2 separate regions of the Mus musculus genome follow, and region 1 is linked to region 2. The links are chromatin loops, found by intact Hi-C in ENCODE. Cell type or tissue: heart. All regions are shown on one strand. Links, peaks and the distances in the headings refer to the core of each region. The heading gives the core; the rest is flanking DNA. Region 1 holds the start of Gm33308 (a long non-coding RNA gene). Region 2 overlaps Prkar2b (protein kinase, cAMP dependent regulatory, type II beta).

The links. Hi-C counts contacts between places; a loop is a spot of excess contacts. Peaks named below come from ENCODE experiments on the same cell type or tissue, not always from the same donor. Only the 100,000 strongest peaks of a DNase experiment are listed, where the experiment ranks them.
Region 1: a loop joins it to region 2, with 6 times the contacts of the local background. A loop is called at or near these places in 41 of 42 quality-filtered maps.

Annotation. Positions count from the first base shown.
Region 1 is chr12:32,242,333-32,250,668 of GRCm38, reverse strand. It overlaps Gm33308 (a long non-coding RNA gene), which reads right to left and starts at 4,404. Exons shown (of 3, transcript XR_381433.1): 1 at 4,279-4,404; 2 at 2,828-2,950; 3 at 2,052-2,189. In heart, for the core only: a CTCF peak has its summit at 4,625 (motif pointing right); no DNase peak of the experiment used is centred there.
Region 2 is chr12:31,962,819-31,971,154 of GRCm38, reverse strand. It overlaps Prkar2b (protein kinase, cAMP dependent regulatory, type II beta), which reads left to right. Exons shown (of 11, transcript NM_011158.4): 7 at 3,841-3,942; 8 at 5,966-6,040; 9 at 7,192-7,257; 10 at 8,018-8,156. Among named protein-coding and RNA genes, the nearest start is that of Hbp1, 17 kb to the right of the region's middle. In heart, for the core only: a CTCF peak has its summit at 3,393 (motif pointing left); no DNase peak of the experiment used is centred there; H3K27ac peaks cover 785 bases; H3K27me3 peaks cover 321 bases.

The DNA.
Region 1 (8,336 bases), core at 14-8,013, 280 kb before region 2:
TACAGAGCCACAGACACAAAATCAGCTTGGACCAGCATGGAAACAGAAGCAAGGACCAATATAGAATAGAGGACTCAGAGATAGGCACATGAACTGAGGCTATCTAGCTTTCTAATAAAGGCGGGAAAGAAAATGTCTTCAGCAAATGATGCTGGGAAAATGGAATATCTATCTGGAAAAATGCCTCTTGCTCCTCACAGAAGTCAATTTACAGTAGACCAAAGATGATGGAAGTCATGAAACTTCAAAGCTGCAGGAAACACTTCAAGATGCAAGCTCATTAGCTTAGGCGAGGACCCCAGTGGTCTAGAAAGAAAGAACAAGAAATGACAAATGTGATTGTATGGAATTGAATAACTCTACACAGCAAAGCAAACAATGGAGTGAAAAGATGAAAAGAAACCCTGTCTTCATCTGACAGGGGATTAATACCCAGAATTTATAACAGACAAAATCTAATTAATAAATAAACAAAGTAATCAATCAAAGGTCCTAATTTTTAAAAAAAACAGTCAGTAAGTATTTGAAAATGTGTTCAACATCCTTAGCCATCTGGGTAATGCAAATTGAAGCTAAATTGGAATTTCATCTCACCCTAGTCAGAATGGCTATCACGAGAAAAATCAAACAATAGTAGATGCTGGTGAGGATGCAGGAGGAAAAAGAGCCCTTCTAGTGCTGGTGGGGATGTAAATGAGAAAAATAACTTTGCAAATCAGTGCAGAGGTTCCTCAAAACACTACATCTAGAAATAGCCCAGGAGACAACCATACCACTCTTCAGTATGTGCCCATGAGAATCCACGCCAGCACACCATACAGGTAGTCGCGTGCCATGTTTATTGTGTCATCATTTAGTTAAGTTATAGAATCAGCTTAGGTGTGTATCCAGAGATGAATGGATATTACTCAGGCATAAATAAGAAATAAACATGTCATATTCAGGGAAATGAATGGATCGGAAGGCTACCATGTTAAGCAAAATAAGCCAAACTCAGAAAGACATGTACTTTTTTTTATCATATGCAGAATCTAGACTTTAAAATCGTAAGACAGGAAAGTAGAGAGTTTTGGGGAAGAGTAAGGAGGCCATTGGAAAAGGAGTTTGGACAGGAGAGGGTAATGAGGAGGGATGAATAAAATCAAAATACATAATATGCATTTAGGAGAGTATTACAATGGCACCCATTATTTTGTAAATGTGTGTGTGTGTGTGTGTGTGTGTGTGTGTGTGTGTGTGTGTGTGTGTGTATGCTAATAAAAAAGAAAAGAACCATCCAGGTCTGTCAAATGGGTCATTTGGAAAATAGCCTGTAACATACCTGTTACGTTACTGAAACCTAGTGCTGTATACTGGACTGTGTGTCCCCCAACTCATGCTGCAGCCCTAATCCTCAGTGCTGCTATATTTGGGAATAGGGCCTGTGGTTTATATGGATTAAATGGGTCATAAGGCTGTCATAAGGATGTCAGGGCTGTACCTTTTACACTGAGAACAAAAGGATCAAAATAACAGCATCCCTAACCCGTTTTGAGAGCAGGGTCTGTTTGCATGGGAGAGGCAATGAACTCCAGCCCTCGCCAGGATGCAGGCTACCTCCAGCCTTGGGGTTTTGTATTAGTTTGCCTTCTTTTTCTTTGTGTTTTTCTTTTTCCTTTATTTTAGGACATAGGAGCTTGCCAGGAGGGTTATACGTAGCAGAGTGGTCCCCAGGAGAGGCCTGGAAGAGTACACAGAAAAACAAGAGACAGAGGAGGCATGGTGGTCATGGCCTCACGTCCCGTGATTTCATCTCCCTCAAAAGCTATTCTAATGCCCCAAATTCAAAAAAGCAAAACATTAAAGCTGTTTCAAGCTTTCCAAAAAATCTTTGGAAGCCAACTCCCCCAGGGCCAAAAGTCCCTACATGACCTCTGCCTTCTTTAGGCTGTGTTTTCTTTCTTTCCTAAACCCTGGGCTCTGTCCAAAACTGAAAGGTCAGCAGAAAAAAAAACAACCAAAAAAAAAAAAAAAAAAAAAAAAAGACATGGGAACCAGACGCTTAAGACAGTGCAGGCTTTTATTGTGGGGAGGGGGATCCACAGTTGGTTGGGTATCGATGCCTAACACAGTGGGGTAGCCATAGGGCAGAAGGAGGAGCTGGGCAAGGAGGTCAGAAGTTTCCTTTTCTAGCTGGCTGTTGTCCATTCCTAAGAGTAATGGTGAGACATCAGTTAAAGAGTGTTAAGTGACTGAACAGCATCCTTCCTGGTAACCATCACTAAGATCCATGAGGCAGGGCAGTCCAGAGTGTACAGCAGAGGTTCTCGATCTTCCTAATGCTGCAGCCCTTTAATACAGTTCCTCATGTTGAGGTGACTCCCCCCACCCATAAAATTATTTTTGTTGCTCTTTCATAACTGTAATTTTGCTGTTATGAATCATAACGCACGTGCCTAATAAGAAAGATATCTGATATGCAATGCCTGTGAAAGGGTCATGTGACCCTTTAAAAGGAGGTCGTGACCCACAGGTTGAGAGACACTGGTCTAGAAAAACAGGTTATTTTTCTTCTAGGAATCAAATGACTGTAGTTACTGGAGTTGTCGCAGTTCAACCAAAATGGAGGAGTTTACAAAACAGCATGGCCCTGTCTCACAAAAAGCAGTCTCAAAGGGCCCGAGAGCCTCTCTGCCCTTTTCCTGTTAGTCAAGCATGTATCTTCCTGACAGTCTTCATGCACTGTTCTATCATAAGAAATAAAGAGGGGAATGAGGAGGAAAGCCCACGGGTTCTTTAGGACCCTGCCATATCAGTAACTCCTTTCCCACATGCTCTCCCAAGTCACCTTTGCCAGGAATGAAGACTGGAGTGCGTGCGCTCCTGGCCAGGACACAATGTAGAAGTTCCTCAGCCTCACACTCCAATAGCACTTGATGCCAACAGGGTCGAACTCAGTGGACTTCTTAGCCTGTGTACGTCACCACAGCAAATGTGGGACTCACAGGTGAGCCTACAGCTCTCTGTGAGCCACCTTCCAAAAGACACATTCACACACACACTCTCTCTCTTCTCTCCTCTTCTCTCTCACTCTTCCCTTTCTTCTCTCTCCTCTCTTTCTTCTCTCTCTCTCTCCTTTTTCTTCTCTCTCTTCTCTGTCTCCCTCCCTCCCTCTTTCCCTCCCCATCCCCCTTTCCACCTTATTTTTCACATAACACCTAATGAGCATTTGACAAACCATATGTTTTATTTTCCTGTATTTCTGTACCCCGAGTCTATAAAAGTAGGAATTGAGCTCTGTTGTGCTCACTGCTCTAGTTGTGGTGCTAGTGCTGTGTAGGATTACTTTTAATGAATATTTGCTTAATCAACAAATCCCCAGGACGAGTTTTTAAAGTCTATAAACAGACATTATTAAGTTCAATTCAAGTCTGAGAAGACAAGAGCAAGGAAATATTTGCAGCAAAAAATGTAGCGAGCAGAAACCTAGAAGAGTAGGGAGTTCAGACCTTTCAAAAATGGCATCTAGCATTTTAAGTAGGGGACAAAATGCCCAGGCACAGACAAAAGAAGAAAAAAAAAAAAAACAAAAAACAAACGTTGTATTTTGAAACAGGAACGGAAACAACTTTATATTATTGATGCACCAGGCAGGATACCACTGAATTACCAAGAATACTATACAACAGGGTGCTGCTGTTCACCCACACTCGGGTGAAGAAACAGAAGCGACAGACTTAGGTAGCTGCAGGGTCCCCTAATTAGTAAGCAGGCAGCTTTCACACCTGGATCTGATTGGATGCAAACCCCATGTCCTTTCCTCCCCTGAGATGGCCTGCCCAAACTTGACACACTCAGACTGTACATTTGGTTTTCAGCTAAAGCCCATTTCTCCAAGCCCCAGATAACAGCAGGGTCAATTCATGCCCAGTTACACATTAAACAATTTCACAATTTCACACCACTGGCTCACAGGATGGCTACTGTCTTCTTCTCCAAATCGATCTTCCTTTTCTCCAGAAACTTCTAGAAACTACACTTCATTATTAAATTTACTAAATAAGCAAAAAGTGCCATACAAGAGAGTTCATCAAAATATAGCCAACTGGCACACAGAATCCCACTTTTTGTGAATTGAATTAATAGGATATTGACATTAAGGAGAAAATGAAAGATGACATGTTTAAATAGAAGCAGTCAGATGGTTTGTAACAAAGGTCTTATTTGGGCGGTAAAACACTCGAAGCCATCTGTGGGTCAGTGGCTCCCTGGAAGAACCTGAAGAAAATAGCTTCTAACCCTGGCTGCTTCTTCTGCCCTTAGGAGGCTTCGCCCAGATCTAGTAACTCTTCACAGTGCCAACCAGCCAGGTGAATCTAATATGAAGAGTGGTTCCAGAACTTTCTCTGGGCCCACGTCACTGGGGCAATGGTTCTGAAAGGCAGGCATGCAACAATACAATAATCGTGTCAATAGAATTGCTACACTCCAGAAACCCAAACTCCAAACTCCAATGTATACCCCAGGTTTAAGAGGAGAAAGAGTAAAAGCTTTAGGCAAGCCTAAAGCTATGATGAAGGTAATGGGAGAGAGAAATTTCCTGCTTCTAGAAAGTTACAGGTATCTGTTATTCTCCACCTGCCCAGCAGGTGTCAGCATAAGACAATGTTCCTAGGACTCTGACAGACTAATTTACTAATCACATTAGAAAGTCTCCAGTTTTAAGATGAGTATTGAAGGCAGGGTGGCAAAATTTACACATGAGCCTTTAAAGGTGTAACTTTTAAAGGGATCTATGTTCAATTCCAAGTAAGATTATAAGAGATAAAATGAGGTGACTGGAAACAAAAATCTGGCTTTTGTCTTTCCAGGAGTTCCCGGAGCTTGTCAGTGACCCAGCAGGACTCAGCAAAGCTACAATCAGTTGTGTCAGCAAACACACTGGGCACTGTTCCCTCAGACTCCAGGGACATGGGTTAAAGGTGTTGGGAGAAAGTTATAACTGCACTAAACACACACACACACACACACACACACACACACACACACACACACTTCGTTCTCTAAACATTTCTGGAGATGTTAGCGTCAAAGCCTGGGATTCTGGCGGCCCCAAAAACCTTGGTTTCAGTCACCTGTCTTCACTAGGTCAATTACACTAACAAGTAGGACTGGAAAACAGAAAAGGGAAGAACAAATAAGGAAGTCCAGTGGCTCCCAGATCCATCTGCAGGGTCTTGACATCAGGTTTGGGCTTAGAGGGCGAAGGCATGCCTAACTAAGCAGTTCTGTTCAAGGTTGACTTCATTGGCCCGTTAGTGTCTAGGCTCTATCTGCCCTGCAAGATGGTCTGACAAGTTGTCAGAACCATGGGAAATCTCTTCCTCCGGTAGCTTCAGGCTTCAGTCTTTCCCTTCCTCCAGCATACGATTTCTGGGGAAACTGCAATTTCTTGAGATCCATTATCTGGTAGCTGACAGGAGAGACATGGGTATTGCTTTATAATATCTTCTTTCCTGCCAGGATGGTTGCACAGATGACAAAAGTATAGAGTTATTTACATAGCATTCCCTGGTATGAGGTGTTGTAAATAAGCCAGAGATTTTGTTTTGTTTTAATATTTATTTATTTATTTATTTATTTAATGTATGTGAGTACACTGTAGCTGTCTTCAGACATACCAGAAAGGGGCATCAGACCCCATTACAGATGGTTGGGCAGCATCCAGTGACCATCCCCGGGGAGTGAGTATAGCAAGTGTTGTATCTGCCTTCTCTGCGACAAGCAACCACCATCTTAGAGAGATGGGCTAGGCACTCTTGCAAATGAATTGTTCTAGCTTGGGGGTGGGGCGTGTCACAGAATCCTCGCCCAGTATCCAGCGAGTATCCAGTATCCAGTATCCATCTCTCTACCACCTTTTCCTTGCTATTCTGCTTTAACTGCACGTGACCTTGAAAGGGACTATAGGATATACGGACTGGGATAGTCTAAGGGAGAGAGCGACTCTGTCTATGCTCCCGGGAAGCCCTTATTCCTGCTGGGTAAAGGCTTTCCAGGTGTGCCCTGTGGAAGGGAGGTACACTCACACCCTTCTACATAACCCCTGTAAGGAAACTCAATAAAATTCTTAGGACCCCAGAGAATCACGGTGATGGTGTCTCCGTTTGTCAGTGGAACCCTAGGAAGACGGGTAGATGCTTCTGTTTCCTCCTGGGAAGGAATTTCAGCAACACATGTTGTTGCACAACTTTTTAAGAAGAAAAGATCGTGTCTCTGCTTCTCGGGAGTTTGCAGTATGAAAACAGAGACCTCTGACACAGTCAGTATACCACCCTAGGGATTACAAAAGCAAATTAAGGAAAATGAGAAGGCAATCAATGGTTTTGGGAGCAGTTGGAGGAGGAAAGTGAGACAGCTTGGGAGAACTTCCTGGAGGGATTGGACACAGAGTTGATGAAGAAAGTGAACCAAGGCACAAAGCTGGGCTCTGTTCTGCCTCATCTTTCTTCTCTGTACCCAGAATTCCTCCTTCAAACATTAGTGCTGGTATCTCAATGAGAAGTGAGCGATAAAGAGAAAGAAATGAAAATTTTTCAAAAATCCACTCTTCAGTGCTATTGCTGGTGTTGGCTTGGGCAGGGGTGTTCAGTATGTCCCATGTGTAAAAGGGGCAGAGTGTGATATATATAAGGGTGGGGCCATGTCTGTTCAGTGTGTCACATATACAGGGTGGGGACATGTCTATTCAGTGTGTGACATATGTAAGGGTGGGGCCAAGTCTTTTCAGAGTGTCACAAATGTAAGGGTGGGGCCATGTCTGTTCAGTGTGTCACATTTGCAATGGTGTGGGCATGTCTTTTCAGGGTGTCACATATGTAAGGGTGGGGGCGTGTCTGTTCAGTGTGTGACATATGCAAGGATGTGGGCATATCTGTTCAGTGTGTGACCATTGTAAAGGTGTGGACATGTCTGTTCAGTGTGTCACAAATATAAGGGTGTGGCCATGTCTGTTCAGTGTGTGACATATGCAAGGGTGTGGCCATGCCTGTTCAGTGTATCACATATGCAGGTTGGGGACATGCCTATTCAGTGGGTGACATATGTAAGGGTGGGGCCAGGTATGTTCAGTGTATCACATATGTTAGGGTGGAGCCATGTCTATTCAGTGTGTCACAAATGTTAGGAGGTGGGAAGGCCTGTTCAGTGTGTCACATATGTAAGAGTGGGGCCATGTCTATTCAATCTGTCACATATGTAAGTGTGTAGGCATGTCTGTTCAGTGTGTGACATATGTAAGGGTGGGCCCATGTCTGTTCAATGTGTGACAAATGTAAGGGTGTGGGCGTGTCTGTTCAGTGTGTGACATATGCAAGGGTGAGGTCATCCATGTTCAGAGTATGACATATGCAGGGTGTGAGCATGTCTTTTCAGTGTGTCACAAATGTAAGGTTGGGGCCATGTCTGTTCATTGTGTCACATATGTAAGGGTAGGGGCATGTCTGTTCAGTGTGTCACAAATGGTGAAGTGTGGGCATATCTATTCAGTGTGTCACAAATGTTAGGGTGTGGGCATGTCTGTTCAGTGTGTGACATATGCAAGGGTGGGGTCATGTCTACTCAGTGTGTCACATATGCAGGGTATGGGCATGTCTATTCAGTGTGTCACAAATGTAAGGGTGGGACCATGTAGATCAGTGTGAGACATATGTAAGGGTGTGGCCATGTCTGCTCAGTGTATCACATATGCATGGTGGGGACATATCTATTCAGTGTGTGACATATGTAAGGGTGGAGCCATGTCTATTCAGTGTGTCACAAAAGTTAGGGTGTGGAAAGGCCTGTTCAGTGTGTCACATATGTAAAAGTGGGGCCATGTCTGTTCAGTGTGTGGCATATGCAAGGGTGGGGTCATGCATGTTCAGAGTATGACATATGCAGGGTGTGGGCATGTCTTTTCAGTGTGTCACAAATATAAGGGTGGGGCCATGTCTGTTCATTGTGTGACCTATGTAAAGGTGTGAGCATGTCTGTTCAATGTATCACATATGCAGGGTGGGGCCATGTCTGCTCTGTGTGTGACATATGCAAGGGTGGAGGGCATGTCTGTTCAGTGTATCACATATGTAAGGGTGGGGCCATGTCTTTTCAGTATGTCACATATGCAGGGTGTGGGACATGTCTGTTCAGTGTGACACATATGTAAGGGTGGGGCCATGTCTATTCGTTGTGTCACAAATATTAGAGCGTGGGCATATCTATTCAGTGTTTCACAAATGTTAGGGCGGGACGTGTCTGTTCAGTATGTGACCTATGCAAGGGTGGGGTCATGTCTATTCAGTGTGTCACAATTGTAA
Region 2 (8,336 bases), core at 302-8,301:
CATGGGAAAAGAGCGAAGGAAGCAAGCAAGCAAACAACAACAACAAACAAACCAGTTCTCTTGGTAGTGGTATTCAATGATTGGCATTGTAGAGTAAAATACCTGTTCTTTTCATTTCCGATACTGGAAAAAAAGTCTTGCCGGGATTCTACACAAATCTGACCATTGTCTTTGGGTGGGACATGGATGCTAGGATGGACTGAGCATTCCTAATCCAGAAACTCAAAGCTTGAAATGCCCCCAATCCAGAACTTTTTTGAGCACCAACATGATTCCACAACTATAAAATTCTATACCTCCCCTACTATTACAGGTCAGTCAAAATGCAAGGCGTATTACACTTCTTATACTTTACCTTTAGACCATGTATATGAGATATATATGAACTATGAAGTTCATGTTTAGACCTGAAACATGCTCCCAAGCTTCTTCGTTAGGATTTCTCAGGATCTGGGCAGTTGGGAGTGGGGAGGAGGGGGGAGAGTGGGCGGTGGGTAGGTGGGGGGTGGTCTCAGGTATTTCAGACAGGAGATTCTCAGGCTGTATCTTTAAATAAAGTCTGAATGGTAGAAATTCTGTTAAGTGTTGGTTCACAGACATTTTTGGCTGAGGCGCTAGAGGAGCTGTGTGGGTTCTTTCACCAGGTAGCAGAACGCAGAGCTGAAGGGCTAACAGCTCACTCTGGCTTTAAGGTGGGGTTCTCAGTCTTTGTTTGGTAAGCTTGCAGACCCCCCTGGGAACCCACTTACCTAAACCCTGCAGATTGCACATGTGGGATCTCAGGTGAGCCTGGACTTGTTTGGAGTCAGCTCCCAGGAGGTGTCCACACTGCCTGGCGTCACACGTCACCTCAGGCCACCCGGACGATTGTTTGGGACACCAAACAGTACATCCCGTGTTCATGAAACGCAGGTGTTAGGTTTCCCCCTCAGCTCTTTGTAGAAGAGGTTGTAACTGTCCGGTTCCAGAGGGTTGCTGAGTTACAGAGTGTACCATTCATCTCAGCCTTTGACTCATAAAACATCTCCCTCGAAAGAAAAAAACAAGATACTTCAAGCTTCTTTTTTATTGGAGCCAAGTAGTCATTGTATGCCTATTAAATGAGTCATTTTTATAAGTTATGGGATTGAAAAAAATGGAGATTCTTTCACGTAGAAAGAACCACACCCCCGAGTATGTTAAGGATGCCTTAAAACTGACAGAGGAGCCGCATCGGAGCAGACATCTCTGTGCAGGAAGGACTCAGAGTGTGGGGTGGGAGGGGTGTGGGGCCAATCTTGTTTCCATCATGACTTGCTTGATACAGAAGGGGTACCCTAAAAGTCCCACTGGAGTTGCCAGTCAGGGTGTCAAAGAATAATTAGGTGTCTTCACACATCCTTAGTTCAAGATCACATATTTTCAGATTGCCCCCCAAGCCTGGATGGTTTCAGCCCTGATGCTAATGGTAACCAAGGTACAAGGGCTCGGAGTTTTTGTGTGCACAGTTCTTAAACTTCTAAGAAAAATTTCAGAGATTTCTTTTGGTGCTTTATCCATGTTATTGACATTTATAAACAGTGATAGTTTTTGAGGCATGCATAAGTGCAATATCTTGAAAATTATAATGAGCATACTTTCATCATATTTGAAACTTGCTTTTTAAGAATAATTTGTATACCCAGTCACTTCTAGGGGAAGTTGAGGCAGAGTGGAAATGTTAGAATCCCACAGCCTGCAGCCTGCCCAGTGGTTGTAAGTGCTGGTGTAAAGAGAAGCAGTTGGCAGAGAGGAATCTTCATCTTAGAGCCTCACTCTGGAAATAGCACCCTGCAGCTCTTAGCCCTGAGAGATTAGCTGAAGTCGTGGCCACACCAGTGACTCAGAAAGGCCATTGTGGAGGTGACTGGGAATAAAGCTTTTGAAATTGGGCTTCCTGGATTTGTTCAGTCACAGTGGTTTGTGAAATGGCAGGCAGTTAATAGACAATTCTTCCTGAGATACACAATTCATGATTTATTTCTAAATGGCTAAACTATTTCAGGCCTTCTCTGTTTTAACAACAACAAAGGTCTGTCTTTAAAATGTACCTGCTTCCCAAATCTGACTGTATATGACAATCACATGGGACACTTTTATAGATATAAATTATTTCATCAGACATGTAGCGATTTTGATTAACCAACGTCTTTAGTTTTAAAAATTATCTCAGCAAGTTCTGAGACAGGCTTCAAAAGAACTCAGTATTTTTGTGAATTAACTCATAAAATTTAGAAATATGCTTTATTATATTTACTTTTTATTTTGTGTACTGGGGGACCCAGATGTAGAGGTCACTTGTGCCCTGCTGACTGAAGGCAGGCCATTAGGCTTGACAGCTGGCGCCAAAGCACAGCTGGCATCTAAACCAACTCTGGAAACAAGATGTTTAACTTCCTAGTGTCTCATTCTGCCTGGCTGTTAGCACAAGCCACCAAAGATGGCGCAGGCATCGACATCTCACTGATCTGGGGGTTGAGAACTCTTAAGATTCAGGCACAAGAACTTTGGTGCCTGGAAGAGGGCCAGCTCTTAGATGTCCTCATTAGTGGGAGGGGCAAGGCAGTTCTCAAGGGTCTTTTATGAGAATTATCTAATTCTATGACAACTCCACACTCGTGGCCTAATCACCTATTAAGGCCTACTCCAAGGACCATGCTGAGGGTTAGGATTGCAACACACGGACTTGAGGATGGACACATTCAGTTCACCATGGCTAGAGTTATATCTGTCGTATATTGGCATAACAAAGTATTGATTAAGTAATATCCAGTTTTAATTTTACTAAAATGGTATCATTATTCACTGGTGTATGCCAAACTATGTGATTATGGGATATTTACATAAGAATGAAAACATCTTATGAGAATTTCTGGAACATAGCTTTATGAGATGCTTTGTGTAAACATTTTTGTCATTCCTAAATTAAGTTCTGCATTTTCTGAGATCATAAAAATATGAAACAATTAGACTGTAAACGTGGTAAATTCTGGGAAAAGACCTCAGCCAAGAATACTGTTTGCTTGTACTTTCACATTTTCAAAAGGAAAATTATGATATTATATGGGTATAAAAAAGAGCCTAATAAAGAATGAATTCTTTCTGGATTAATTCTTTTCACAGTAGTGTTTCTTGTAGATTTCGTTTCCATGCATGTATACTTCAAGAACATGGGAGCCAGTACCTTTATTTCTGTGTCTTTATGTCTTACTGAAGTAGATATTTAAGAAAATAATACTACAAAGAATACACTCCCAGACTGAGTCTGTCCTATTTCGTTTTTTATATAAAAATTCAGATCTTGTCCTGTCTACTTAATTGAATTTGTTACCCTGCCATCTACAGGGAGGCAACGGTACTGGGATTTTTTTTTTTTTATAGGGTGACAGTGCCTCCTTGTGGACTCTGTCTGAATCAGTGGTTTCACCCTTTAATATCATGCTTTAGGTTGTAGTGATCCCTAATCCTAACATGATTTTGTTGGTACTTCATAACTATAATTTGCTACTGTTATGAATCATAATGTAAATATCTCATATGCATCCCCTGTGAAAGGGTTGTTCAAACCCCCAAAGGGGTTGTGGCCCACAGGTTGAGAATCACTGGTCTAAATGCTACTTTTTCTAAGAAAAAAGAAAGAAAATTTTATATGGTTTTATAGCAAATTTTGTGTCTAAAGAAATAAAAATATGTAATTTTTTATTAGTTGATTATAATTATGCTATAATCTTTTACTTCTGAAGTCTTTAGTTACTGTGTATGCCTTGTAGGGATTCCTTGTTCCAACGGTAACTCCGTTTGTATTTGCTGTGCTCTCTTTAGGACAGGGTGACCTTCAGGAGAATAATTGTAAAAAACAATGCCAAAAAGAGGAAGATGTACGAGAGCTTTATCGAGTCCCTGCCGTTCCTCAAGTCTCTAGAGGTGAGCTGAGCTGTCACTCTGCTGTGCTGGCTGCTTTGCTAGGAAGCACTCGTGTCCTGAAAAGTTCTTGTGACCGTCTTGTGAGGCTAGCCATGCTGGGAACCTGAGTTTAATCCCCATATGAAGGTGGGAAATGTCTCCTGATCTCCACACAGAGTGTGTGTTATAGTACCCTAAGAAATAACGATAATGAAGGTGGTAATAACGATAACAAGAGTTTTAAAGTATATTATATTTTACTATGAAAAGAACAGATGGCGATATAAGATTTTTACTGCTATTTCTTTTACTACATGTAACAACATTTTATCCTGCTTTTTGGAAATAAGGCTCTTTTTTGGACTTTATAGCAAGTCTACAGGAGCTGTTTATCAGATAACAAGTGTAAGCAGGTCAGCATCCACTCGGTTTTCTCCCCACTAGCACTCATGTGTCGAAAATCATCTCTACCCTGTCTTCAGAATATCTTCAGCATCCAATCATTTTGTTAACTTCACCAGCCCCACCTTCTGTCCGTATCTTCATTGCCTCCTGTATGACTTTTATCAGCCACCTACAGAAGAATCCTTTTAAGTTCCAGATCAGGGCAGTCTTGCTAACAACCTTCCCAGGACAGGATAACTTTGAAGAAGGCCACCGAGGTCCCTTGTCTGTACCTCTCAGACAACTTTGCTAACTGCTGCACTTCCACCCTGCCATAGACATTAGCTTCCTGCTGTTGCATACGCATGCCAGCCCTCCCTTCAGATCTATGCATGTGCTGTCTGCCTAGGACAGCCTCCCCCACAACTCCATGGCTTCTCCATGAATCTCCTTCATTTCTTAGCTCAAATGCCTCCTCAGTGAGACCACCTGTTTCTTATCTTTGAAGGTTCATGAAAGAACCGTTACCTTACAAATTCGGCTCTGCCAAAATTCATTGTGAAAGTGCTTTTCTAGACATTTTATAATAGATAAAGCCTCATATTTGAACTCTCTTGAAAGCGATTATAGAGAACTAGGTACATGTTCCCATGGTGTCGTAAAATAGCAAATGTTGGCGTGGTCGTGTCTCTGTGAGTCGCCGGTTTATGCCTGGGAGAAACTTGGCCATGTTGTGGAATGCGCAGACAGCTGATCTTCTTTAGAAACTCCTGTCCTCAAATAGAATGTATCAGGGAGGTAATCCAGTCAGATAGAGCCATGTGACGTGACAGAAAGCAACCCAGGAAGGGACTTTGGCAAATCGGAGAACATGTGCTCCCTCTAAGGGAACAGCTGCCATTCCACCATAGCTTTACTGCTGCCATATGGAAATTTGGGCTGGGGGTTGGCTGAGTCTTCTGGTATTTTACAGGAAACTAGAAATACGATTTTGTCTACTTCAGGATTCTAGCAGTTAATGTAGCAACTACACAAGGGAAAACAGTTGGGTTTATTTAACTATGTAGGCCGTCCCTTGTAAACATGTAAACCAGGTAAGGCTACGTGATTGGTCGGTGTATTATCAGGCTTCCCCAGAGGAACAGAGTTTATATCATACATACATGCATGCCTGCCACTTATTAGAGTGGCTTATAGGCTGTGCTCCCACAAGTCCAACAAAGCCTGTCTCCTAATGGAAAGTGCAAGAATCCAATAGTCCACTAGGATGGGTATCTCAGCTGGTCTTGAGTATACTCTAGAATCCTGAAGAAGTAGGCTCTAATGCCAGGCTGGGAATGGACTTGCTAGTGTGAGAGAGTGAAGGCAAGCAGGCAGAGGGAGCAAGAGCTTCCTTCTTGCACGCCCTTTATTTAGGCTGCAGCAGAAGCTGTGGCCCGGGTGAAAGGTGGATCTTCCCAGCTCAAAAACTGGATTAAAGATGCATCCTTCCACCTTAAAAATCTGGATTAAAAACGGGTTTTCCCATTTCAAGTGACATAAGGGAAAATAATCCCTCCCAGGTGTTTCCAGCCTCTTGGGTTTTAGTTAATTCCAGATGTAGTTAAGCTATAACCAGAAATAGACACCACAGTCTCTAACACGGTGCTCTTCTTTGTAGGTTTCTGAACGCCTGAAGGTGGTGGATGTGATTGGCACCAAAGTTTACAATGATGGAGAGCAGATCATTGCTCAGGTACGGTACTGAGCTGCCATTCCTTTAGGCTTACATTCCAGAAGGTTCAACTTTGTTTTCATAATTGGTACGCAGTATTAGATTAAATGAATATTTCTTCCACCAGACAACTTATCAAAAATGCTTTTGCAGCTGGTAAGTAATCTGGATGTTTTTGTTTATATAATTTATTTCTAATGACTGTGCATTAAACCATTACCTAGCTGAGTAGTTTGCAGTTTGTAACATGAAATCCGCATGTATAGTGGGAGTAAGATGTCTTGTGTAAGAGGGAAAAGTGGGGGCTATTCCATGAAATTACCAAGAACCCAGGTCCACAGGCAGATGAGTTTTGCGTGATTAGCTCTTGAGATCTGCTTCCAGATAACACTCACCAGAAGGAGTTCACATTGTACCATGTGCAAGCACTGAATGCATTAATAAGAATCCCCTCTAACCCTCATGTTTTTCTGAACTCCCAGTGGGCGCCAGTTGTATTACAGTACCTGCTAGCCAGAGAGCTCGTAGAAAGTAGGCTGTATAGACAGTTGAAGGGTGCGCATGAATGAGTGGGTTTCTAACGAGAGTTCATGCAAAAACCAGGAATACTGGGGGTGTACGTAGAGAAGGCGCCTTTCGTTCCCAGCAGTCTTTTCAGAGCCGGAAGTACACTGTCATAGACTGACATGTCAGCTTGGTGCCTGAAGGCCGTAAAAGCTCATCTATTGCTTCCGAAAGCTCCCAGTTGCTTTTGCTCCTGGCAAGTCTCTGTGCTAGTGCTAGTTGCCTTGGGTGGACACAGTGCTACTTTCCTAGGATTGCGGAATGACTGACGTAGCCTGCTGGTGGGAGGGGCTGCTGGGACACACAGCAGGGAACACAGAATGACTGACATAGCCTGCTGGTGGGAGGGGCTCCTGGGACACACAGCATCTGCTATCCTTTCTTGTAAACTGCTCAGCACAAAATTTTGAGGTTACTTGCCATATTTTCTGGTAGAGAATGTATTATTTCGAATGCCTAAGAAGTTACTGTAGAATTATCGTAACCTCAGGATGTAGTCTGGTCTATGACTTCACTTTACGGACTGGAACCTGTAGGCTGGCTTCAAAGGCATGATTTCAGAGATGCTGTGGAACTTGAACATTCACCCTGCATTTTTGTTTTAATAGGGAGATTTGGCAGACTCTTTCTTCATTGTAGAATCTGGAGAAGTGAAAATTACTATGAAAAGAAAGGTAAACAGCCCCCAAATTCCTCATATCCACAAGGAAAATATGGATTTTTTTTTTTAAAAAAGAACGATCTCAGACTTCAATGTAACTGACTTGTTGGCTCCTTAGGGACACTATGCCCCTCCTTAGAATTGGGAACAAAACACCCATGGAAGGAGTTACAGAGACAAAGTTTGAAGCTGAGATGAAAGGATGGACCATGTAGAGACTGCCATATCCAGGGATCCACCCCATAATCAGCATCCAAACGCTGACACCATTGCATACACTAGCAAGATTTTATTGAAAGGACCCAGATGTAGCTGTCTCTTGTGAGACTATGCCGGGGCCTAGCAAACACAGAAGTGGATGCTCACAGTCAGCTAATGGATGGACCACAGGGCTCCCAATGGAGGAGCTAGAGAAAGTACCCAAGGAGCTAAAGGGATCTGCAACCCTATAGGTGGAACAACATTATGAACTAACCAGTACCCCAGAGCTCTTGACTCTAGCTGCATATATATCAAAAGATGGCCTAGTCGGCCATCACTGGAAAGAGAGGCCCATTGGACTTGCAAACTTTATATGCCCCAGTACAGGGGAATGCCAGGGCCAAAAAGGGGGAGTGGGTGGGCAGGGGAGTGGGGGTGGGTGGGTATGGGGGACTTTTGGTATAGCATTGGAAATGTAAATGAGCTAAATACCTAATAAAAAATGGAAAAAAGAAAAAAAAAAAAAAAGAACGATCTCAGACTTCAATGTAACTGACTTGTTGGCTCCTTAGGGTAAATCAGAAGTTGAAGAGAACGGAGCTGTGGAAATCGCTCGGTGCTTTCGGGGCCAGTACTTTGGAGAGCTTGCCCTGGTCACTAACAAACCAAGAGCAGCGTCTGCACACGCCATCGGGACTGTCAAATGCTTAGGTAGGGGTCATGGTGGCTGGTTATGTCTGTATTCCAGGCCTTCCTACCATACAGGTGCTGTGAGCCTTACAAAGTATGACCTGGGTTCGGACTTACTTTAACTATTGACATAAGGACTTCTGGCTAGCACGTTTTATATCTGTGTAGTAGAGAAAATGCCACGTGTTGTGTTCCTCAAAG